Linked DNA regions of Homo sapiens: regions 1 and 2 are each linked to region 3. A link is a loop called in an ENCODE intact Hi-C map of the cell type or tissue named here. Cell type or tissue: IMR-90. All regions are shown on one strand.

Region 1 (8,000 bases), 160 kb after region 3:
GATTGACCAGCACATTCCTTTATCACTTAGTTTTGTCATAAGGCATGGAGGCTGCCCCTTAAAATCCACGTTTAATAATGAGAATATAAAATTTTACAAGACTTTTGTTGCAAAACTAGAACTGTATTAGAACACAGCCACTTTGCTCTTTTGTAACATAAAACAGAATTTACCAATCAACGGTCCCCATGAAAGATGGAAAGATCTGATTATGTGCTTATGAAAGCTTAAGACTTTTTTTTTTTTTTTTTTTTTGAGACGGCGTTTCACTCTTGTTGCCCAGGCTGAAGTGCGATGGCACGATCTCAGCTCACCACAACCTCTGCCTCCCGGTTCAAGTGATTCTCCTGCCTCAGCCTCCTGAGTAGCTGGGATTACAGGCATGCGCCACCATGCCTGGCTAATTTTGTATTTTTAGTAGAGACGGGGGTTTCTCCATATTGGTCAGGCTGGTCTCGAACTCCCGACCTCAGGTGATCCACCTGCCTCCACCTCCCAAAGTGCTGGGATTACAGGCATGAGCCACCACGCCCGGCCAAAAGCTTAAGACTTTTGTTGTTTTTTGGGGTTTTGTTTTCTTGGATTTTTGGGTTTTTTTCCAGACTATTTTGGCATTCTTTGAAAAGAAGTTAAAATTCTTTTCAGAAGAATTTTCAGTAGAGACAGAAAAGTAGAAATTGCTAACATAAAATACGAGTTTCTCATCAGTATCAAAGCAACATTAACTGTAGGCTTACTTGGTGTGTGTGAAATAAGAGGAATGTCTGTTTTGGTCACCTCCAAAGAGATGTATATCGTGTATGTTTATTGAATTTAAAATCTGAATGTAATGACAGATTAAAAAAAAAACAAACCTCTAAAGAGTATAACAAAGAGACAATCATCCTCTCCTGGAGCTGTATTCAAATCTAAAGTGGAATTTTCTGAATTTATACTGTGGTTTGCAATTTAGAAATTGAGAATTCCTAAGAAATTTAGGAATTTCTTAGGAAGAAAACTACCCTGAAGTCTAAGCTGTTGCTGTTTTATTTGTGATAGTTAATTTTAAAACTATACTTAGCACAAATATGGAGTAGATATTTCATTGCTTTAAAAATGGACATGCTTTTCTAATTCAATAAGTGTAAAAAATAAAAATAAAATTGGACAGACTGCAATCTGTCTAACTACATAGGGGCTGAAAATTGCCATTATCAATAGATTAGATGATCAATGGATTAGATAATGGCAATTTTCGGCCCCTATATAGTTAGGGGCTACTTCAGTGGTATTTGCAATCACACAGAAGTAAAAGGAGCACTTGTTTTCAATACATAGTCATCAAAACTACACAAATAATTAATCCTGAACAAACTAAACTGCTGATATTTGACATTAGGTACTCCCTGCGAATTTAAAGGGCTTAAATAAAGAGGGGATAGGCCAGGTGTAGTGGCTCACATCTGTAATCCCAGCACTTTGGGACACCTGAGTTCGGGAGTTTGAGACCAGCCTAACATGGACAAACCCCATCTCTACTGAAAATACAAAAGTAGTTGGGTGTGGTGGTGTGCACCTGTAATCCCAGCTACTCAGGAGGCTGAGGCAGGAGAATCACTTGAACCCAGGAGGCAGAGGTTGCGGTGAGCCGAGATCATGCCATTGCACTCTAGCCTGGGCAACAAGAGCGAAACTCTGTCTCAAAAAAATGGTCATAATAAAAATAAAAAAAAAAAAGATGGTATAAATACTCACTGGTATATTGAGGATAAATTTCATGGACTCTTTATGTCCTTAGTACTGCTCTTGGTTGCTAAGCCTCTGCTATGGTTTGAATATTTGCCCCCTCCAAAACTCATGTTGAAACGTAATCCACAATGTGGCAGTATTGAGAGGGCCTTTAACAGGTGACAGTCTCTTAAGAACTCTTCCCCTCATGAAATGATTAGTCCATTCATGAATTCACAAATTCATGGCTTAATCGATTAATGGATTTTCATGCAAGTGGGACCAGTGGCTTTAAGAGAAGAGGAAGAGAAACCTGAGCTGGCTCAGCTCCTTCACCGTATGATGGCTCTTTTAAAAAAAAAAGATAAATTAGGCCAGGCGCAGTGGCTCACGCCTGTAATCCCAGCACTTTGGGAGGCCGAGGTGGGTGGATCACAAGGTCAGGAGATCGAGACCATCCTGGCTAACAAGGTGAAACCCCGTCTCTACTAAAAATACAAAAAATTAGCCGGGCGTGGTGGCAGGCGCCTGTAGTCCCAGCTACTAGGGAGGCTGAGGCAGGAGAATGGCATGAACGCAGGAGGAGGAGCTTGCAGTGAGCTGAGATCGTGCCACAGCACTCCAGCCTGGGCGACAGAGCGAGACTCCTCAAAAAAAAAAAAAAAAAAAAAAGATAAATTATAAAAAGGCTTTATTTAAAAAAAAAAGATATTCATTTTCAGGTATTCTGTTAAGCATAGAAAATGGACTAAGTCAGTTCCTTTCCCACAGAAACTTAACCTTCTATGAGAACTTTGCAATTTACATATTTAAATTAAGTTGGTCCAAGGTTTCGCCCATCTTTCTTTTCCTTCTTTTTTCCTGGGGATTTATGTTGTATAGACCTCAGAGGCATCTGACTCAGGATGTGCTGGCATGGGCCATTCCCGCTAGCCTTTGGCGGTCAGCCCCTTTCCCTGCAGCTCTGTGTCTGCTAGCCTCACTCCCACCACAAGGCCCTGCCCACTTTTACCCACTTCTGTATTGCTTTGGTGGGGAGGCTTCTGAAACTGTGGGATGTTCAGTGTCCTGGAGAGTGGGGAGGAGTATCTGTTTGAGACACCTTCCTCCGTGTGTGGTGAGCGGGGGCCTCTCAGTGAGGCCTGCTGGAAGCAAGGCGAAGACCCTCTCTGCTCTAAAGTCTTCACTATCCCCCTGGGGAATTTCCTGCCTTCTTAGCTGATTGAGGAAAGTGGGAAGGGGGTACAGTTCTTTCCTGGGCACCTACCAGCATCTACATTCTAGTCACATTGTTAGAAAGGGGTCCCAATCCAGACCCCAAGAGAGGGCTCTTGGATCTCACGCAAGAAAGAATTCGAGAGAAATCCATAAAGTGAAAGCAAGTTTATTAGGAAAGTAAAGGAATAAAGAATGGCTGCTCCATAGGCAGAGCAGCCCCGTGGGCCGCTGCTTGGGCTGTTCTTATGGTTATTCTCTCTCTCTCTCTCTCTCTCTCTTTCTCTTTCTCTCTCTCTCTCTCTCTCTCCCTCTTTCTTTCTCTCTCTCTCTTTCTCTCTTTCGAGTCTCACTCTGTTGCCCAAGCTGGAATGCAGTGGTGCAATGCAGTGAGCTCACCACAGCCTCTGCCTCCAGGGTTCAAATGCTTCTCGAGCCTCAACCTCCCAAATAGCTGGAATTACAGGCACGCGCCACCAGGCCCCATTAATTTTTGCATTTTTAGCAGAGACGGAGGTTTCGCCATATTGGACAGGCAAATCTCAAACTCCTGACCTCAAGTGATCCGCCTGCCTCGGCCTCCCAAAGTGCTGGGATTACAGGCGTGAGCCACTGTTCCCAGCCTTATTTCTTGGTCACATGCTAAACAAGGGGTGGATTATTTATAAATTTTCCGGGAAAGGGGTGGGCAATTCCCAGAATTGAGGGTTCCTCCCCTTTTTAAATCATATAGGGTAACTTCCTGACATTGCCATGGCATTTGTAAACTGTCATGGCACTGGTGGGAGTGTCTTTTAGCATGCTAATGCATTATAATTAGCATATAATGAACAGCGAGGATGACCAGAAGTCATTCTCGTCACTGTCTCGGTTTTGGTGGGTTTTGGTGGGTTTTCACCAGCTTCCTTACCACAACCTGTTTTATCAGCAAGGTCTTTGTGACCTGTACCTTGTGCTGACCTCCTTTCTCATCCTGTAACTTAGAATGCCTAACCTGTTGGGAATGCAGCCCAGTAGCTCTCAGCCTCATTTTACCCAGCCCCTATTCAAGATGGAGGCACTCTGGTTCAAATGCCTCTGACAACATGCCCTCAGATTCTCTTTCAGCAAGTTGAACTTTTATTTTCTTTTGGTAAACAACTTCATACCTCCTGATGATTTGGTTTATGGTATAATCACTCCGCCCTGAGTCCTCCCAGCTCTAACTTATTTAGAACTTTGAAAACTTGTTTCCTCTCTTAAAACAAAACAAAACAAAACAAAACAAAACAAAAACCTGGCTCTTATAATAAAAAGCCTACTGTTTCACCTTTGATTTTAAAATTCCATTCAGAAACGCAGTTGTCATCTTCGTTCTTGGCTATGTCACCCTTATCCTGAAGCAACCAATTGCTTTGATTTAGTGGGTGAAGAGGGATGCCTGGTGGTTGGGAGAGAAACTGTAAAACCTGTGAAGAAGAGAAATAGTAATTATGATATCCGATTGTATCCCACTACATTAATCAGGAAGTGTGTTTATTAGCAAATATGTGATAAATGGCAATCAAGGGTGATACAGGCCCCCTAGTGGGCATTTGGAACTGTGCATGACATTTCTAGTCACAGTGACTTCGGGATTTAGTGGCATTTAGTAGGCATAGGGCAGGGATAGTAAATATACTGAAATGTGCAGAACAAGTCCATATACAATGTCAATAGCTCCCTGATAAAAATACGAAAAACATTCTTCTCTGCTGGGGCTTTTCCAGTCTCTGGCCCCATCCATGTTACTATAGGACACAGCCCCAGGGCCCTCTGCTTAGGCATCAGGTCCTACTTGCTTACTTCTGAGACCTGACTCTTCCTCTCCACAATTCCCTGGGACTAGCCTGACTCCCCCACACCGCCCCGCCCCATAACATCTTTGTGTCTGTCCAGCCTGAGTTGTTTGGGAGAAAAGCAAGGTGTCTCACCAGGAGGTATGTTTAGGTGTTCTGTCCTTTAACTTCAGGTTCCTCTTGTATCCTAAATCCATGAAGTGGCTTAAGGATTTTGACTCTGAACTTGCTTAGCCAGTTTCCTATAGAAATGCACAGAAATGGCCGGGTGCGGTGGCTCAACCCTCTAATCCCGGCACTTTGGGAGGCCGAGGCGGGCGGATCACAAGGTCAGGAGATCGAGACCATCCTGGCTAACACGGTGAAACCCCGTCTGTACTAAAAATACAAAAAATTAGCCGGGCGTGGTGGCAGGTGCCTGTAGTCCCAGCTGCCTGGGAGGCTGAGGCAGGAGAATGACGTGAACCCGGGAGGCGGAGCTTGCAGTGAGCTGAGATCACGCCGCTGCAGTCCGGCCTGGGCGAAAGAGCGAGACTCTGTCTCAAAAAAAAAAAAAAAAAAGAAATGCACAGAAATTATTCTCCTGGTTCCCACTGTCATTCCGATCATTGCTATGTGCAAGAGAAAAATGTGAAAGATCTTAAATTTCAGGCTGGGCGCAGTGTCTCATACTTATAATCCTGGCACTTTGGGAGGCCAAGGTGGGCAGATCACCTGAGGTTGGGAGTTTGAGACCAGCATGGCCAACATAGTGAAACCCCATCTCTACTAAAAATACAAAAATTAGCCAGGCGTGGTGGCACGTGCCTGTAGTCCCAGCTACTCGGGAGGCTGTGGCAAGGGAATCACTTGAACCTGGGAGGCGGAGGTTGCAGTGGGCTGAGATCATGCTATTGCCTGGACATTCATGAAAAGAGATCAAAATATGAACACTAACAGGAGTTTGAAAGAAGTTCATTTCAGTCCTCATAGATGACTTTGGGGGGATGGGTTCAAGACTTCATTAAAGGAAGTCACTGTAGATGTGGTGGAAATGGCAAAATTGGAAGTGGAGCCTGAAGACGTGACTGAATTGCTGCAATCTCATGACAGAACGTGAACAGATGCTTCTTATAGATGAGCAAAGAAAGTGGTTTCTTGAGATGGAATCTACTCCTGGTGAAGATATTGTGAACATTGTCAAAATGACAACAAACCATTTAGAATATTTATGAAATATTATCTAAATATTCTAACTTGGTTACTAAAGGAGCAGCAGAGTTTGAGAGGATTGACTCCAAGTTTTAAAGTTCTACTGTGAGTAAAATGCTATGAAACAGCATCATGTGCTACAGAGAAATCTTTCTCGAAAGGAAGAGTCAATTAATATAGCAAATTTTATTGTTGTCTTATTTAGAAATTGCCACAGCCACCCCAACTTTCAGCAACATCTACCATGATCGATCAGTCAGCAGCAATCAACATTGAGGCAAGAGCCTCCATGAGCAGAAACTGCGACTTGCTGAAGGCTCAGGTGATGGTTTGCCTTTTTTTTTTTTAGCAATAAAGCATTTTTTAATTAAGGCATGCACGTTTTTTTAAAGACATAATGCTATTGCATACCTAATAGACTACAGGGTAGTGTAAACATAACTTTTTTTTTTTTTTTTTGATACAGAGTCTTGCTCTGTCACCCAGGCTGGAGTGCAATTGTGATCTTGGCTCACTGCAACCTCCGCCTCCCAGGTTCAAGCAATTCTCCTGCCTCAGCCTCCCAAGTAGCTGGGATTACAGGCATGCACCATCACGCCCGGCTAATTTTTGTATTTTTATTAGAGATGGGGTTTCACTATGTTGGCCAGGCTTGTCTCAAACTCCTGACCTCAGGTGATCTGCCCACCTTGGCCTTCCAAAGTGCTGGAATTACAGGCATGAGCCACTGCACCTGGCCAGAAATTTAAGATCTTTCACATTTTTCCCCCTGGCTGGTCTTGAACTCCTAGGCTCAAGTGATCCTCCCATCACAGCCTCCCAAAGCGCTGGGATTACAGGGGTAAGCCACCACACCTGGCCTAAAAATGATATTTTAAAACAATAATGACCAGCCTGGGCAACATAGGGAGACCTCATCTCTACAAATAATAAAATTAAAATTAAAATTAAAATTAAGATGTCTTTTTTTATTATTGAGGTATGATGAAACCAACAGAGCAGGAGATGATTTGCAATATAGTGTCAACCTAAAATAGTCAAAAAGCTTAGGATCTAGTTAAAAGAGTTTATTTAAAAGCCAAGTGTGAGGGCAGCCATCTGGGTAGCAGAGCTACACCAAAGAATGGTGATTGGCACTTGTAATCCCAGCTACTCAGGAGGCTGAGGCAGGAGAATCACTTGACCCTGGGAGGCAGGGGTTGTAGTGAGCCGAGATCACGCCACTGCACTCCAGCCTGGGTGACAGAGCACTACTCTGTCACACACACACACACACACACACACACACACACACACACACACAAAATGGTGATTAGTTGCTGGGTGCCGTGGCTCACACCTGTAATCCCAGCACTTTGGGACGCCAAGGCAGGTGAATCACCTGAGATCAGGAGTTTGAGACCAGTCCGGCCGACATGGAGAAACCCCGTCTGTACTAAAAATACAAAAATTAGCTGAGTGTGGTGGTGGGCCCCTGTAATCCCAGTTGCTTGGGAGTCTGAGGCAGGAGAATTGCTTCAACCCAGGAACCTGGGAGATGGAGGTTGCCATAACCCGAGATTGCACCACTGCACTCCAGCCTCGGGGGGGAAAATAAAAGAATGGTGATTAGTGACCTGATGTGGAGAAAAATGAGAAATGAGGATGGTTTATATAGGCAAAATAGAGGTGTTGAACAAAATAACATTTTCTATATGAAGACTAACATATAGATATGAGATTTGATGGGCTACTATTGATTACACTCTAACAGGGTTGTTTAACATTTTATTGTAACAGTCATAGGGTCTCTATTTTTACAGCATTTAGTCTAGGTTTGAATTAAGAATAGGGATTCTGGTTAATGTATAACATCTCAACACAAAGTTTAGAAAGCAATGGTCATGCACCACAGAAGAAAAACAGTCGTGTTATGTGAGTCAGCTTTTAGGGTTTAACTTTTCTCTTTATCAAAATAAATTTGGAAGTCCTACACTTTTATTTATTTATTATTTAGTATTTATTTATTTTACAGTAGGTTCATTGATGGTAACAAATGCATTACTCTGGTATGGGATGTTGATATTAAAA
Region 2 (8,000 bases), 710 kb after region 3:
ATACCTTATCTCCTGATCAAATATTTTCAAAATTTTTACCTCCCAGGATTTAGGTTTTCTTAAAAAGTAAACTTAAAAGTCTCAAAAATAATTGTCAGATCTCATCAGATATCCGTATTTATTTATTGATCATGTAATTAAAAGGGAATAATATAAATGAAGGAAATAAAATTAGGTCTAAGAGGCTACAGGGAGTTTACGAGAAACACATGGAATATTTTTGTTTTTAATGGTTGTTTAAAATGATATGGGAAGGGTGTCCCTTTGCCTAAGCTTGAGAATAAATATTTATATTAAATTTTTATTATTTTGACTCTATAAAAACCTGTTTTCAAGGTGATTGAATTAATAGCACACAACTAAAAGTTAATTTGGTATTGTGCGTTTACATGTGTTTGTGTACAAAAGCTAGTTGAAAAGTGGAAGGATTTAGTTAATCATAGCTATGTGTTTGGTTCACATGAAATTATAGACTGTGAGACAGTTGGCATTGAAAATAAGTTTATTATTTCTAGATAGATGACACATTCTCCTTTGGTCCCACTATAAGTAGGGGCTGGTGTCTATGTTATTGTCTCTAGTCAAGAAGGGGATTATTAGTGACATGTCCTTTGCAAATTGGTTCATCAATCGTCCCCAGAATTTATACTATTGACCTTGACTTCAAATAAACAAGATTAATACTTTTCTGTAAAATAAGGTTGAGATTTGAATGTGTTTCTCGATCTCTTCCAAACCAAATCTTAGACTGACTAATGTTTAAAAGCTTACTAATGAGCCCTGTCATTTCAATATATTCTAATTATATATTATTGCTATGAATTATTTTTGAATTTGTATATATGTTGCAAAAAAGTTCAGAAATGCCAAAATATATAAATAGGACAATAATATATATATATATTTTGAGACGGAGGCTTGCTCTGTTGCCCAGCCTGGAGTGCAGTGGCGCGATCTCGGCTCACTGCAAGCTCCACCTCCCGGGTTCACGCCATTCTCCCGCCTTAGCCTCCCAAGTAGCTGGGACTACAGGCGCCCACCAACACGCCCGGCTAATTTTTTTGTATTGTTAGTAGAGACGGGGTTTCACCGTGTTAGCCAGGATAGATTTGATCTCCTGACCTCGTGATCCACCTGCCTCAGCCTCCCAAAGTGCTGGGATTACAGGCATGAGCCACCGCGCCCGGCCTAATATTTTATTTTTAAAATATGTTGACATTATAATTTATTTTAAATGGCCCATAGTTTTCTTATTTGAGCAGAATTAGTTAGCAAAAATAAATAACTAATATTTATTGTGTGATAATTCTGTGTGAGACAGTTTTTAGTTTTCATATGTAGTACCTAATGTAATGTTCCAACAATCTCATAAAGTACTATTATCCCTAATTTTGCAGGCGAGAAAATCTACAGAAAGTTTGCCCAACATGATACAGTAAGTGGCTACATGAGGAGGTGAACCCAGGTTACGTGACTACAAAGCCTGTCTTATAAGCAATGCAAATTTAAAATGGTAAAATCTACGTGTGGACCGATCATGAGCCATACCTCAAAACACACAATCCAGACATATGAAACTGCTTAATTAAAATCAGTTATAATAACTGGAAAACATTCTCTACCATCAATGAATTTTACTAGTATAAAATGTATTTAAAACAAATCAGAAATCTATGTATATTTTGATAATATGAAGTCATCATTTTTTTCATACTTTAGTTTATCCTGGGAATTTTGAGCAACCAGAAATTGGTTTAGAGAAGGAATTTCTTCTTTACTTAAATCCTATTCTAGTTCCAATCTTTTCAATTCACTGAACTTAAAAATAATTGCTATCCATATTTTCTCACTAGCAATAATTGCAGTTCTGGAAATGTATTAAGTGGTTTTATTATTTTCTAAATCCTGCTTGCATTTCTTTTTCCCAGTTGAATCCACACCCAAAGCCGTATCTTCACCCCACCACAAACTATTAGCTTTAGAAAGGAAAAGAAAAACCACAACAAAACAGTGTGTGTGTACCAAAGACTTATATGTGCATAAGCAAAAGCAAACAATAGCATTAGCAGGAACTCGTGGACATTCCAGGGAAGGGGAGGAATTAGGCGGGGGAGCGCGCTTCGTTCCCTCTGATCTGATGCACAGACAGACACGGACACGGTTATCCCCTAGGGTCTGGAGGGCTGTCAGGGAGCCCTGGCTCAGTCTTGCTGAGTGACAGGCCCAGGGAGCCCCGACTCCCCGCTGACCCCGCTCGGCGCCTGCCTCAGGACGGCCGGGAGCTGCCGGGAGGGGCCGCGGTGCCTCCTGACAGCCAGACGCCAGGCACAGCTCTGGGGCAGAGGGACGCAGCTCAGGGGGCCCTCTGAGAAGGAAGGGGGCGTCGCTTCAGGGAGAGAGGGAACGCGGCGCTTCACGGGGCTCAGTTTGTGCAGTGCCAGAGTGGCGGATGAGGCAAAGATGATACTAGGAATGCAGCTGCTGCCCTCTGAGGATACAAACTCGCCCCTGATTGGCAATAGAGCAGAGAAGAGCCTTGTTTTCTAACTAAAATCTGTAACTCCTGGTCTCAAGCAGGGCATCAAGCCATTCTACCCAGGCAGTAACTAGGGTTACTTAATTGAAACAGCAAATACTGACTTGAGGCTAAGGTGTGCCATCTACTGTTCTAGATACTGGGAATATGGAGCTCTCAGAAAGCTGACAGTTTATAGAACTGGGTCTTTTATATCTTATCCTCTTCCCACCGCCCAATTAGCATGGGACCTGATGCGTGTAATAGATACTTGGTCATGTTCATTGATTGAATGAGAGCAGTGAAAGGTGCCAGGGCAGAGGGGATTGCCCAATGACCCAGCGATGAACCTGGTGGATCACTGTGTTTCCAGGTTTGCCAGCAGTGCTAAGATGGGTTTTTCTCCCACCTGGCTGCTGCTTCAACCTTCTCCTGATTTCTTCTCTTCAATCAGGCAGCTTAGGTGAGCCTCTCCTTTCAGTTGCTCAGATCATGATGGAGATGGATGTTCTAACAGCTGGTAGTGGCCTCTGAAAAGCCAGAGAGGAAATCAGGTGAATTGGAGAAAGACTTGTATTTTGAATGCCCAGAAAAGAGAGAATGGAGTAAACAGACAAGAGTGCAGGAAATGAAGAAAGTGGCAGGAAATACAGATGGATGAGGACAGACCTCTCCTCGGCAGTCAGACGGCTGTGCTGCCTTCCATCCCAGGGGGGCTCAGAAATAGGATTCCAGAATCTATTGGCAGAGGCCTGCAAATGACTTTAGCTGGGTAGGTCTGTTTCCACACAAACTACTCATTTTGCTCTTTGCCTATTAAAATGTAAACCACTGTGTCCCTTAAAATGTATCACACTTAAAAATGTTCCTGTAGCAGAGCCAGTTTCAAAGATGAACAGTTGTACCTCAGTGGTCAAGGATGCCCGTGGCCACTCACAACTCCTGACTCTGTAATATGAGGGGCTGGAAACTGCTTCCCATCCATCTTGCCCTTGTAAACCATTTGGGCAGGCTGCAATGGCTACTCCCACCAGTGTACTAGTACAAGTTAGGATCACTTCGACAGTTGAATTTCATGGTAGGGAGAGGTTATGGGAAATTTCCTCGGCTGCAACCATGAAAACGAGAATTGTGGTTTGGATTTTTGTTGTTTGCTGTTTGCCAGTGAGAAATAAGGACTGTATTTCTCCAGACCAAGTCTATTCCTGATAGTTTGACAATTAGGATCAGGGATAATGAGAACCATGTCTGCGGAAGCAGAACAGCCAATCTCCTTGTATGATGGGCCTTTCCCCTTTCAGAACCTGATGTGCTGCCACAGCCTTTTTTTTTTTTTACCCCCTGCCTGAATGGTGAGCTCTAAGATGGCTTCAGCATGTGAGACACAAAGATCACATCCAAGACTTGTTTCTGTGGCATGGATGAATCCTTTATCAGATGCCAAAAGTAGTTCCTGTTTGTATACATGGGTCACAGCAAAAACTCTTGGGCTAGTGAGTGAAAGTGTATGTTTTAGTCTTAGTGCTTTAATCTATATATTGTTTTTTTTTTCAGAAATGTTAGCTATATGAGTGCACTAAGAATGCTACAAAATTTGGGCCTATTTTTCTCGATAATTAACAAAACTACATGAGGCTATTTACATTTTGGTTGTTATCCTTCCTCTGAATAGTAGGAGGCTTCTCATTCTGGGCTCTGAAAGGCCCAGCTGATGAGATCTGATGAGATCTGATGAGATCTGATGAGATCTGAAGGGCCTGTGCTGCCGCAAAGCCACTCATGTACATGGAGCTCATAACTTTTCCTGGCTGTTGACACATCTTGGCATGTGAGCAGATTGAAAAAGCCTTGTTCCACAGCTCAATATTAAGATGGATGTTACTGAACCACAAGGTTAGGGGAGTGTGATTAAAAAGAAAAAAACTAGATTTGTGTAGGCTGGGTCTAGGCAACACTAGGAAAGATGTAAAGTTTACCTTTATCGTTTTCCCTTTTGTGTGTCTTTCACTTGCTTTGCCAAAGTAAAGTTTAGGGGTGTGTGTACATATTTGTGTGAATGTATGTATGAGTCTCTCTGTGTTTGTCTACCAATGAGTTAAATCCCAGTTATCCAAAATGAAAACATTCAGCCTCTGTCTTCAGTGTATTATTGATAAAGCATCTACAAATCTTTAGCTAAGGATGGTTCTGTAATGCCATGGCCATTGCAATGTTACATAAGAAAGGTGTCTATGTTTTTCCTCAGTTAGGTAATGTCTTTTTAATAATCCCCAACTCTGATATGTCATGGTTTATTTTAGTTAGTGTTCATTTAGAATCTCTTTCCTAAATGGCAATTAGCAGCACTTCTAACCCTTTCTAAAAGGAAAATATTCAAGTAATGCCTAAGGGAAAATACTGACCAGGGTAAAAGGTCAAAAGAAGAATACTCTGCTATGTTGAACTCTCAAGATCTGTTGACTGACCTGAGGTGACCATTACACAACTCACAACCATGAAGAACAAGGAAATTCAATCAAGAAAGCACTTATTGCAGAAAACCTTAAATGTAGACAAATTATGATTAATTTAAAAATATTGATGAAACTTATAGGCAAATTGTAGCAATATTTCAAAAATTTCTCATAATTGTCCGTTTATCTACCTACCTATTTGTTTCTATATGATGGGTATGATAGAAGTTGACATTCCTCAAAGTATATTCCATCTGCAGGATGCTCAGGGCGAAGTAGTTCCATAGTAAATAATTTTGGGACTTACCACCTGCTTATGTCTCTCTTATTAAGACAGTCAAAGGACTCTCTTACATAGAGAGTTCTGAGAAGTTCTGCAGTAAACAAGCCTATTAAAATTTATTCAGTTCAATGTTCTTCAAGTGTACTTGACTCCAAATCCTTCTTTACAACGATACCTATTTTGCATTCTCTTTTTCTTATCAATGCAAAAAAACAGATGAATCTGTTTTAACAGGGAGCTAACTTTTACTAACATTGATGCACACACACAATTTTAAACAAAATTTTTAAAGAAATCTTAACAGATCAATACTTATGGAACAAAAATTTTAACTTATAAAAATTTCTTATAGATTTCTAGGTTAGATATATATATGTGTATATATATGTATATACATATATATGTATATATATGTATATACACATATATATGTATATATATGTACGTGTATATATATATATATATATATATATATATTTTTTTTTTATGAGATGGAATCTTGCTCTGTTGCCCAGGCTGGAGTGCAGTGGCGTGATCTCGGCTCACTGCAAACTCCACCTCCCCGGTTCACGCCATTCTCCTGCCTCAGTCTCCCAAGTAGCTGGGACTACAGGCGCCCGCCACCACGCCCGGCTAATTTTTTTTTTTGTATATTTAGTAGAGACGGGGTTTCACCATGTTAGCCAGGATGGTCTCGATCTCCTGACCTCGTGATCCGCCTGCCTCGGCCTCCCAAAGTGCTGGGATTACCGGTGTGAGCCACCGCGCCCGGCCTCTAGGTTATATATTTTTGTGGTTAATTTGTAGGAATATTTAAAGGAGCTCATACTTCTTATACTATATGTTAAATTAATAAATCATTTTGAAGCATATAGAATGATGGACAATATTCCTGCCAAAAATACCTGAAAAAGATCTTTTCCTTATCTCTCACCCTCTCCAGCCAAAGAAAACCTCAGAGCAATTCTTGTTATGAATGTATATTAATTCTTAAACAATAAGTAAGCCATATTCCTTGGTCTATCTAAGAACAATCCGCTATCGCTAACTAGGGTTAGCAAGGAATGTAAGGGTTATTTATTTATTAGAATATTAAATAATGTAATTATTTCAAAAGGTTAATAATGATAAATCATTGAGAAAGATTTTGAAAGCCCATGATAAAAATTAAGCCTCTGTTTGTGTATAGCTCTGTGAGCTAGGACTTGAAGAATAATTATTTAACAAGATAACCAATGCCCACCTCAAATCAATTGCCAATCTCATCTTTAATGGTGAAAAACCATGGGAAATAAGAATGTCTTTCATTACCATGAACATTTCCATTTCAAACCAATACAATAAGAAACAAAGCAGAAACAAGAAACCAACCAATAATAATATATAATAAAACACAAGATTATTATTATTTTCATATAATATGTTAATCTAGGAAAACAAAAAATCATCCCACCAAATTTTCCAATAGTTCAGATAATTGGCTAGTATAGAATAAATGTGGGAAAAATGTCAATAGATTTTTCTCTAAATTCCTAAAAACACTCTATTATCTGAAACTGAAGACCTCACTAACAATATCAACAACAACAAGCAAGAATCCTACATAAAGAAAACTTTAAAAGTGTACTGAGTGATTTTCTCTTCCATAAATGATGAGTGGGACAAATGAAGATATAATCTGTTCTTGAAGAATAGATTTATTCAAATAAATATATCTATTCTTCCTTTTAATTTAAAGTATTAATGAATTCTAATTTAAAAACCTCAACGTTTCTTTCTTAACTTGGAAAATATCTTGACATTAATTTAGAAAAATTAATATGCAAGGAAGAGCTAAAATGTTTTGAGAAGAAAAATAATGGCTTAGAAGATTTTATGAGATATTTAAACTTGATTTGAATTCCTGGTAATTAAAATAATATGGTATCAGGAAAAAAATGGATAAGCAGATGAATGGAAAAATACATCAGCTTTTAAAATTGTTGCAGTACAATAGTGTTACAGGAAATTATTAAGGTTAAATACAGGAAGTATTTAGGGTCAAATAAATGAAACTATTTTAAAGAGGTTTTCATAGCTGTATAAACATTACGTAACCTTTATTTTGGTCGCATATATTGGGAATCTCCAAGAGGGGGATTTAATATCCCATATTCTCACAATCATTTAAACATGAAACTTTTTATTTTAAACTAGCTTATTGCTGGAACCATTATTCTTTGAAACATTGTTTGTGAAAGGCTGGCAAAACCAATCTAGAAACAGCAAATATTTGCTAAATAAATAAGAAAATCTTTTGGTCTAATAGCACACTATAAAAGTTTATCTCCTCATCGAGTATTCCTTGTTAAACCCTAAAAATATTTCTTTTAGTTTAAAAGGACAACCTTCTCTTATATCTCACAAATCCACTGTTAGTATAATGTCCAATTTCTCCTTTGCGCTACTATATGGCCACGCTAGGAGATACCATACAGCAGCATTTATCATTTAGATGTTAATAATTATTTCTAATTACTAGCTGTACTCCTAAAACATGAAAACAATATCGGAATATAATTGCACAAGAGAGATTCTTACCTAACAACTATGTATCAGTGAAGTTCCAAAATAGGGCCTGAGGAGAAGGTTAATTCATTCTAGGCATGGTTTATTAAGAGGGTCCCAAGAACAGTTGATAAGCCTTCAAGTTTGGGGATTCTCTAGCTGAGGGTCCATGCCTGTAGGATTCCTGGCAATTATAAAATTA
Region 3 (8,000 bases):
ACACACACACACAGTCTGTAGTTTTGGTATTCTACTTTCCTTAGAACATTGCGACAAAAATATTTTGCCCATATTCTTAAATACTTCCTACCCATTCTTGTTATCTTCTAGGGACTCTTTACAAATCCTAAAATTTTGCACACTGTATTTCCTTCCAGGAAGAATTCTATTCTAGTCTCTTCTTCCCCACATTCTTCGGGAGACAGAAATCACAAAAGTGCAAAATTAGTTTCTTAAAATATTCTTTAAATTTGAGGCAATTTCCAAATTTCTTCTGGAAAACCCATTTCCTAAAAGCCATCTTGCTGCTTTCTTGATTTCCATTTATTACTCTAGATTATAGAAAATGAAGACTCAATTTCTCAAAAAAAAAAAAAAAGTCTAGCCACTTTTACAATACAATAGGTATTATCAGATGGGGAAAAATAGGTTTTCGCTTTTAAATACCTTTTACCTTTTTCTGATTATAAAGTTTTGCTTTTTTACTAAAATTAAATACTTAAAAGATGACCAAAATATTTATGATGTTATAATGCAGAGGCAGTTAACATTTGATTATGTTTCCTAAAATACATATATGCGGCCGGGCGCGGTGGCTCACGCCTGTAATCCCAACACTTTGGGAGGCCAAGGCAGGCAGATCACGAGGTCAGGAGATCAAGACCATCCTGACTAACACGGTGAATCGCCGTCTCTATCAAAAAATACAAAAAAATTAGCCGGGCATGGTGGCAGGTGGGACTACAGGCAGAAGGATGGCATGAACTAGGACTACAGGCAGGAGGATGGCATGAACCCGGGAGGCGGAGCTTGCAGTGAGCCGAGATTGATTGGGCCGCTGCACTCCAGCCTGGGTGACAGGGCGAGACTCCCTCTCAAACAAACAAATAAATGAAACACACACACACACACACACACACACACACACACACACACACACACAAACTGGGACTTTTTTCAACAATATGTTGTTTTATATACCCAGCATTTTCTCTTTATTATAATAAAAAACTGACATCAAGGAATGAGATGAATGGCCAAGAAATGAGCAAATTACAACATCACTGAGGTATAGCAGATGATACAGAATGAGTGACCTGCTTTTCATAAGTGCTTGTGTTTCTGATAAAAAATTAGCTAAAAGCTAAAATTTTGAAGAACAAAGACGCCACCTAGATCAGGTGTTCTCAATACTGAAGGTGACGCAGAGAGAAACTCTGAGTTGTAAGAGTGTTTATTAAGAAACAGCCAAATAAAATCAAGAGAGGAATATTTAGAGAAAAAGTTGAGAATGTAGGGAGATTTACTGATGACCACATCCTTAAGTGACAGAGAATACAAAAAAGGCTTTTTTTTTTTCAATAAACTGTCATTTCCCCATTTCTCTACAGAAAATGATCACTGTTGTCAATTGTGTAAGTTCTCAATATATTAAGGATTCCAATCAGGTCATTTTGTGAAACATTTCAAATGATAGCTTAGCTTCAAGGTTTGCTCATAAGATTTCCAGACAGAATATTGCTCATTCCCATCTAAATATTTAATGCCTCTGAAAGTTTTTTGGTTTATATAAGGTAAACAGACGCCCCCCCAACAGGTGTGTTATAAACACACTTCCACAAATAAACGAGCCGTGCAAGGAGTTTCACTCAACATCCCAAGAGACTGATGTTTCCCCACAGCTCACCCCAGAGTCTGAGGCAGAGAGCTGGCTTCAGGGCATTCACCTATGCAGTCCACAGGGCCCTGCGCTCAGAAGAGCTTCTGCTTGCTTTAATGATCAAATGCCTCTGATCTGAAACTCTTAATTATCTCTAAATAAGGGGCACTATCTTCTTCATTTTACCTTGATTCTAGAAGTTGTATATACAGTCCTGCCTGAAGGTTCTCATTCTGGCCAGCCCTGCACTTAACAGATGAGGTCCAGACAGACAAGGTGAATTTCCACAGATTATATAGCCAGTAAGCAGAGGGGAAAACATAAGTTATAATCTCAAGCAGGGGTCCCCAACCCCCAGGCTGCCGACAGGTACCGGTCCATGGCCTGTTAGGAACCGGGTCACATGGCAGGAGGTGAGCGGCAGGTGAGCCTGAGTCCACCTTCTGTCAGATCCGCGGTGGCATCAGATTCTCATAGGAGCATGAACCGTATTGTGAACTGCGCACGTGGATCTAGATTGTGCAGTCCTTATGAGAATCTAATGCCTGATGACCTGAGGTGGAAAAGTTTCATCACGAAACCATCCCCTACCTTCTCCCACCCCCACTGCATCTATAGAATTGTCTTCCTTAAAACCAGTCCCCGGTGCCAAAAAGGTTGGGGACCACTTACGTGAACTATCTACTGTTCTTTTTACATAACTGTTTTCTGCTGCCTGCAAAAATATTCTGAATAATCTCAACATCAGCCAGGCATGGTGGCTCACCCCCGTAATGCCAGGATCTTGGGAGGCTGAGGAAGGAGGATCACTTGAACCCTGAAGTTTGAGCAGCCTGGGCAACACAATGAGATGCCATCTCTACCAAAAAGAAAAAAAATTAGCTGGGTGTGCTGGCATGCACCTGCAGTCCCAGCTACTCAGGAGGCTGAGGCAGGAGGAGTACTTGAGCCTAGGAGGTTGAGGCTGCAGTGAGCAGTGGTTGTGCCACTGCACTTCAGCCTCAGCGACAGAGTGACACCCTGTCTCAAAAAAAAAAACAAAAAAAACTCAACAACATTAGACTCAATATTCTACTACCTGCAGGGACAATTTTGGGGTGACTAGAATGAATCCACACATACCCATTTTGGATTTTTAAGTTTTGTCACATTATAGTCATACCACATATTTTATAACTGTTTTCACAAATTGTGAGACCACAGCAGCAGAAAAAGAATCTACTCCAGAACTCTATCATTAGCCCAGCTGAATGTCCAAACAATCCTCAAATACAAGTTGACACATAAATTATAAAAATAAGGTTTTATCAGCTACACTCCTTAGTATAAGGAACTGTACATAAAAAAAAAAAAAAGTTAGAAACAAAATCTACACAAAAGGTATTCACTCTCAACTTTTTTTTTTTTTTTTTTTTTTTGAGACAGAGTCTCACTCTGTCGCCCAGGCTGGAGTGCAGTGGCACGGTCTCGGATCACTGCAACCTCCACCTCCCGGATTCAAGCAATTCTCCTGCCTCAGCCTCCCGAGTAACTGGGATTACAGGCGCACTCCACCACACCCAGCTAATGTTTGTATTTTTAGTGGAGACAGGGTTTCACCATGTTGGCCAGCATGGTCTCAATCTCTTGACCTCGCGATCTGCCCGCCTAGGCCTCCCAAAGTGCTGGGATTACAGGCATGAACCACTGTGCCCGGCCCACTCTCAACTTCTAATTGTGAAAGAAATGAAGAGCAGGCAACAACCACAGCTTCCCATCCATCTACCTGTGTGTCTTTCACTATGTGCTGTGAGTCTGTCACAAAGCTATCTCACTACATTCCTAATGAGACCTCAAATTACACTCAACATACCCTGACCAGCTTGTCAGTGAGGACGCTTCCAGGATCAACTAGCACTGAGAGGAAAAACATATACCACCTGATCAAAATGACATATAGTGTACTGCTTAATAACATTCTCCTAAATCTCTTTATCCGAGACCTGGCAGAAAGCACACATTTTCCAAAGGAAAATATTCAAGACCAATAGCAACTGTAAACACCAATGCATTAGTAAATATGCATAAAATGTAGGGAAGAAATTCTACTCAAATGATAAGCCTATCTGGGAACAAAAATCAAGATGCCCAGTTAAGTAGTGCATTATAAATTCAATGCCTTAAAGTGGAGTGCTCTTTTGTCTGTAGCAGACATAGCTGATTTAGAGTTAACATAACAAAGCTTATCCTTAGAATTGACCCAGAAACTGCAGGAAAAGCCGCCAGGTGGCAGAATTTCCCAAGCCTCAACCAACTGTAGAGCAGTTGGTCACACCAAGAGTTGACCAGCAGGTGGCAGCATACCCTCAGTTTCTCAGTACAAACAGATCAGCATTGTCTTCATTTAATTAAGGCTTTTCATACAACACACAAATGAAAAATACTTTTCAAACATCTTTTTATAAAGAAAGCTTTCACTTCCTTACATTCTGAATGTTGATCTGTAGTTCCATTTTGTAGTGATTGAAGTCTTTGGCAAGTTCATGGCCCTGATGATAGAAGGTAAACATCCCCTGAAAAAATGACAGCATCTAAGACACAGGAAGAAAAGAGATATTAGCACAAAAAAACTCAGGAGAAAAAAAGAATCATATAAACAACCAAGTGTTCCCCCCGCCATCTCACTGTTATTCCACTGAAATAAACTGATTAAAGGGAAGTCACTAATATTCAAGTAAACACAAGTACATATTATCTATTAATTGGTCTTTATAGAAAATGATGCTTTTTTCCCTTAAATATCACAGCCATTAGACAGCTTATATGGCATGTTCTGCAGGAAAAATTGAATTATTAAGTCATCCATTTGTCCTCTTTAGTCAGGAGAATCCCAATATTTGTAATTGAAATCTTATCACTATAGGTTGACACAATCTTTAAGAAAGTAAAATCACAGAATCAAAGAGCTCCAGGCTCTCCCCAGCCACATCCAGCAGACTGCAACCCCTGTGTTTTGTTGACAAAGATATTCCATGACTTGCCAGGGGCAGCCTCAAACCCGTAATTAAACCTTTACTTTCCTACCAACTCCCAACCTGTCTCTGAATTAGAGGGCTGTTGCCTCTGCTCCACATGTAAGTCAATAAATCTAGAAGTAAAAAGAAGTGATCTGGGGAGACAGTTAAGGAAATCTTGAGATTCATTTTCTTCCAAATGCCACACCGTGGGTGGTTAGGAATCTGGGGCTCTGACACCCAGCAGGCTCCATTCCCAACGTCAGCCATGACCTGTTATGGGACCTTAGGCAAATTACTCAGCCTTTCTCTACTTCTATTTCCTTATCTCCTCATTGAGTTATAGTGTGGAATAATGAGTTCGGTACAACACTTAGAACAATGGCTTGAACAGAGACTGAGCATTATAAATGCCCAATAAAAGCAGGCCATTATTATTATTTCACATTAAAAAGAAAGCTTTGAGGAGGTTGAGTTTTTCTCTAATGGTTTAGGTTAATGACTATCGCTCCAACTAAACCATAGCTCCACAAATGCTCATTTTTAATCATTACTTGGTTATTCTTGTTTCTATAAACCATACTCACAATGAGTAAATTGTATACTGTGTGAATATTATCTTAATAAAGCTGTTTAAGAAAAAGAAACCATTCAATAAGTCGATATTAAAATTAAAATGAATCCTGAGAATGAGATCCAGTGTTTTTTTGCTGAAATCCACATGAAATATCCTTTACATTATGATATATACATTCATGTGCATACATCTTCATATATAAACAACTGAAGCTACTAGAAAACATCTATATAATCACAAACAAAAATCATGTGTTTCTAATATAAGTAAAAAGAAATGTTAGAGTAACTCACAAAATTGTCTCAAATGTTCCATATCCTGCTTCTAAACTTAGATTGCCATAAGCATTGTGAATTGTGTTTGAAGTCATGTTACAAACGATTGTTTAAAGTACCAAAGTTTGAACCGGTATAAACAACCCATGTTCACTCATTCTAGTATAAATTATTTCAGAGAAATTTTTAAAAGATAGAGCTATAGGCTAAGGTGGCAGAAATTGCACATGGTTGCCTTCCTTGAGATCATGTAGCAATGGGAATATTACGTGTATTATCAGTGCAAATACAGCTGAGAACCACTGATTTAGAGGCAATTCCTTGACTTCATGGCTATCTGTGTCTGCCCTTTTTAATATGTCTCTTTCATGTTTATGCACTATGGCCTCTAGTAACTATAAACCATAAATCAGATCTAGGAAAATAAATACTTATCTTACATTGCAAAAATCCACCAGCAAACAACTTGGCAATACTCACAGGTTCCACAAACTCAAACTTCTTTCTTTCTTGGATTTCCTGCAGCTTACACACATACTCGAGAGACAGTTCATAGAAGTGTTGCCGGTTCTGCTCTACTTGGATATCTGCCTATGTTAAAATCACAGAGGTTAGTCAAACTGGAGATGGTGAAAAGTGAAACGCTACATCAGAGGTCATCACACTGTGGTCCATGGGCCAAAATACGGTGTGCTGCCTGATTTTGTAAATAAAGTATTGCAACACAGGTACGACAATTCATTTATGTATTGTCTGCAGCTACTTTCCTGCTGCAACAGCAGAATTGAGCAGGTGCAACAGGAACTTTATGGTCCACAGAAGTCTAAAATATTTACTATCAGTTTCTTTGCAGAAAAAGCTTGTGACTCCTACTCTGTTTGTTGAAGTTGACCCCCAAGAACTGAAGATCAAAGGGACTTCTCTTCTTGAAAAACTCACCCCAACCACAACTGATGCCCCAAGGCTGAACCACATGCAATCACAATCAACAAACATTTCGATGAACAAATCCTCTAGGAATAAAGTCTGCCTGAGAAAGGGCCCAGCACCTCAGCGCTCAGGGAGTGATGGCGGCAAGTGAGAAGGAGCCAGCCATGGCAGCATCTCAAGAACCCGGCTCTCAAAGGCGGGCCAGGGCTGGACGCCCATCTGCGGCCCTCAGAACGTCTGATCCCCTGGGAGAGAAGGGGGCACCAGCTGGTCAGGACGCTATTCCAAAAAAAGCTTCCAGCTTAGCTTGCCTAACTAGAAAGGAACTGGGAGAAGAGCAGGACTCCACAGAGAATAGTGGAGAGAGAACTCATGTCCAAGAAACCATTCTTACTAGGTATCATGTGATATTTTTCCTAACTTAGCTAATTTTACTCTTAAAAATATTTATCTGGGCATTTCTCCAGAGAGGATATACAAAAGGCCAATAAGCATGTGAAAAGACACTCAACATCGCTCATCATTAGGATGCAAATCAAACTCACAAGGAGATGCCACCTCACACTCACTAGGGTGGCTACTGTACAAAAAAGAAAAGTAGTGGTGTTGGTGAGGATGTCAAGAAACTGAAACCCTTGTGCATCATTAGTGGGAATGCAAGATGGTACAAGCACTGTGAAAAATAGTGCTTTAAGTAAAATAATATTGAAACATAACGTGTTACTAAGCTAACATGAACATTTCTACCTAACACTCCTCAAAATCATATTTTTGTGGCTTCATTAACCAGAATTCAATAGTTCAGCCACCAGCAGTTAACAGGCACAACTCCCAGCAAAAAATTAAAATAAATTTTTCCCTCAAATGAAAAATAGTATTACCACATGACCCAGCAATTCTACAGCTGGGCATATACCCAAAAGAACTGAAAGCAGAGACTCGAACAGATATGTGTACACCCCTGTTCATAGCAGCAGGGGGCAAAGTGACCCCAATGCCCATGGATGGATGGATGAGTAAATAAAATGTAGCCAATCCATATGTATAACAGAATATTATTCAGCCTTAGACAGGAAGGAAATTCTGATACATACTACAACATGGATAAACCTTGAGGACATCAGGCTAAGTGAAATAAACTAGTCACAAAGGGACAGATACTATATGATCCCACTCACATGAGACACCTAGAGTAGTTAAATTCATAGAAACTGAAAGCAGAACGACGGCTGCCAGGAGCTGGAGCAGGGGAGAATGGAGAGTTATTGTTAATAGGTACAGAGCTGCAGTCTGGGAAGATTTTTTAAAAAGCCCTGGAGATGCATGGTGGTGACAGTTGCAAAACAATGTGAATGTACTTAATACCACTGGGCCATAGACTTTAAAATAAAATCATACATTTTATTGAAATTTTATTCACGTTTTATAACCAAAAATGTGTTGTTTTTGAAAAGCATTTAACACATTTGAAACACATTTCAAAATGTAATAAAAACCATTTCAGCAAATACTTTAATATATATTACTAAGCTAAAATGAGAATTTCTACCTAACACTCATCTGAA

What was found. Hi-C counts contacts between places; a loop is a spot of excess contacts. Peaks named below come from ENCODE experiments on the same cell type or tissue, not always from the same donor. Only the 100,000 strongest peaks of a DNase experiment are listed, where the experiment ranks them.
Region 1: it touches region 3 in a loop (5-fold over the local background); 104 of 110 quality-filtered maps call a loop at or near these places.
Region 2: it touches region 3 in a loop (5-fold over the local background); 10 of 110 quality-filtered maps call a loop at or near these places.

Annotation. Positions count from the first base shown.
Region 1 is chr4:147,704,841-147,712,840 of GRCh38, reverse strand. No RefSeq gene overlaps it. Among named protein-coding and RNA genes, the nearest start is that of ARHGAP10, 23 kb to the left of the region's middle. In IMR-90, a CTCF peak has its summit at 4,488; a DNase peak (open chromatin) is centred at 2,640.
Region 2 is chr4:147,152,673-147,160,672 of GRCh38, reverse strand. No RefSeq gene overlaps it. Among named protein-coding and RNA genes, the nearest start is that of MIR548G, 190 kb to the left of the region's middle. In IMR-90, no CTCF peak of the experiment used is centred here; no DNase peak of the experiment used is centred here; H3K4me3 peaks cover 757 bases; H3K27ac peaks cover 589 bases.
Region 3 is chr4:147,862,942-147,870,941 of GRCh38, reverse strand. ARHGAP10 (Rho GTPase activating protein 10) reads right to left here. Exons shown (of 23, transcript NM_024605.4): 6 at 5,986-6,096; 7 at 4,126-4,230. Among named protein-coding and RNA genes, the nearest start is that of MIR4799, 84 kb to the right of the region's middle. RefSeq lists enhancers at 2,790-3,466, 3,467-4,144 and silencers at 3,965-4,014, 3,813-4,037. In IMR-90, CTCF peaks have their summits at 3,953 (motif pointing right) and 7,431 (motif pointing right); DNase peaks (open chromatin) are centred at 3,971 and 4,911; H3K27ac peaks cover 396 bases.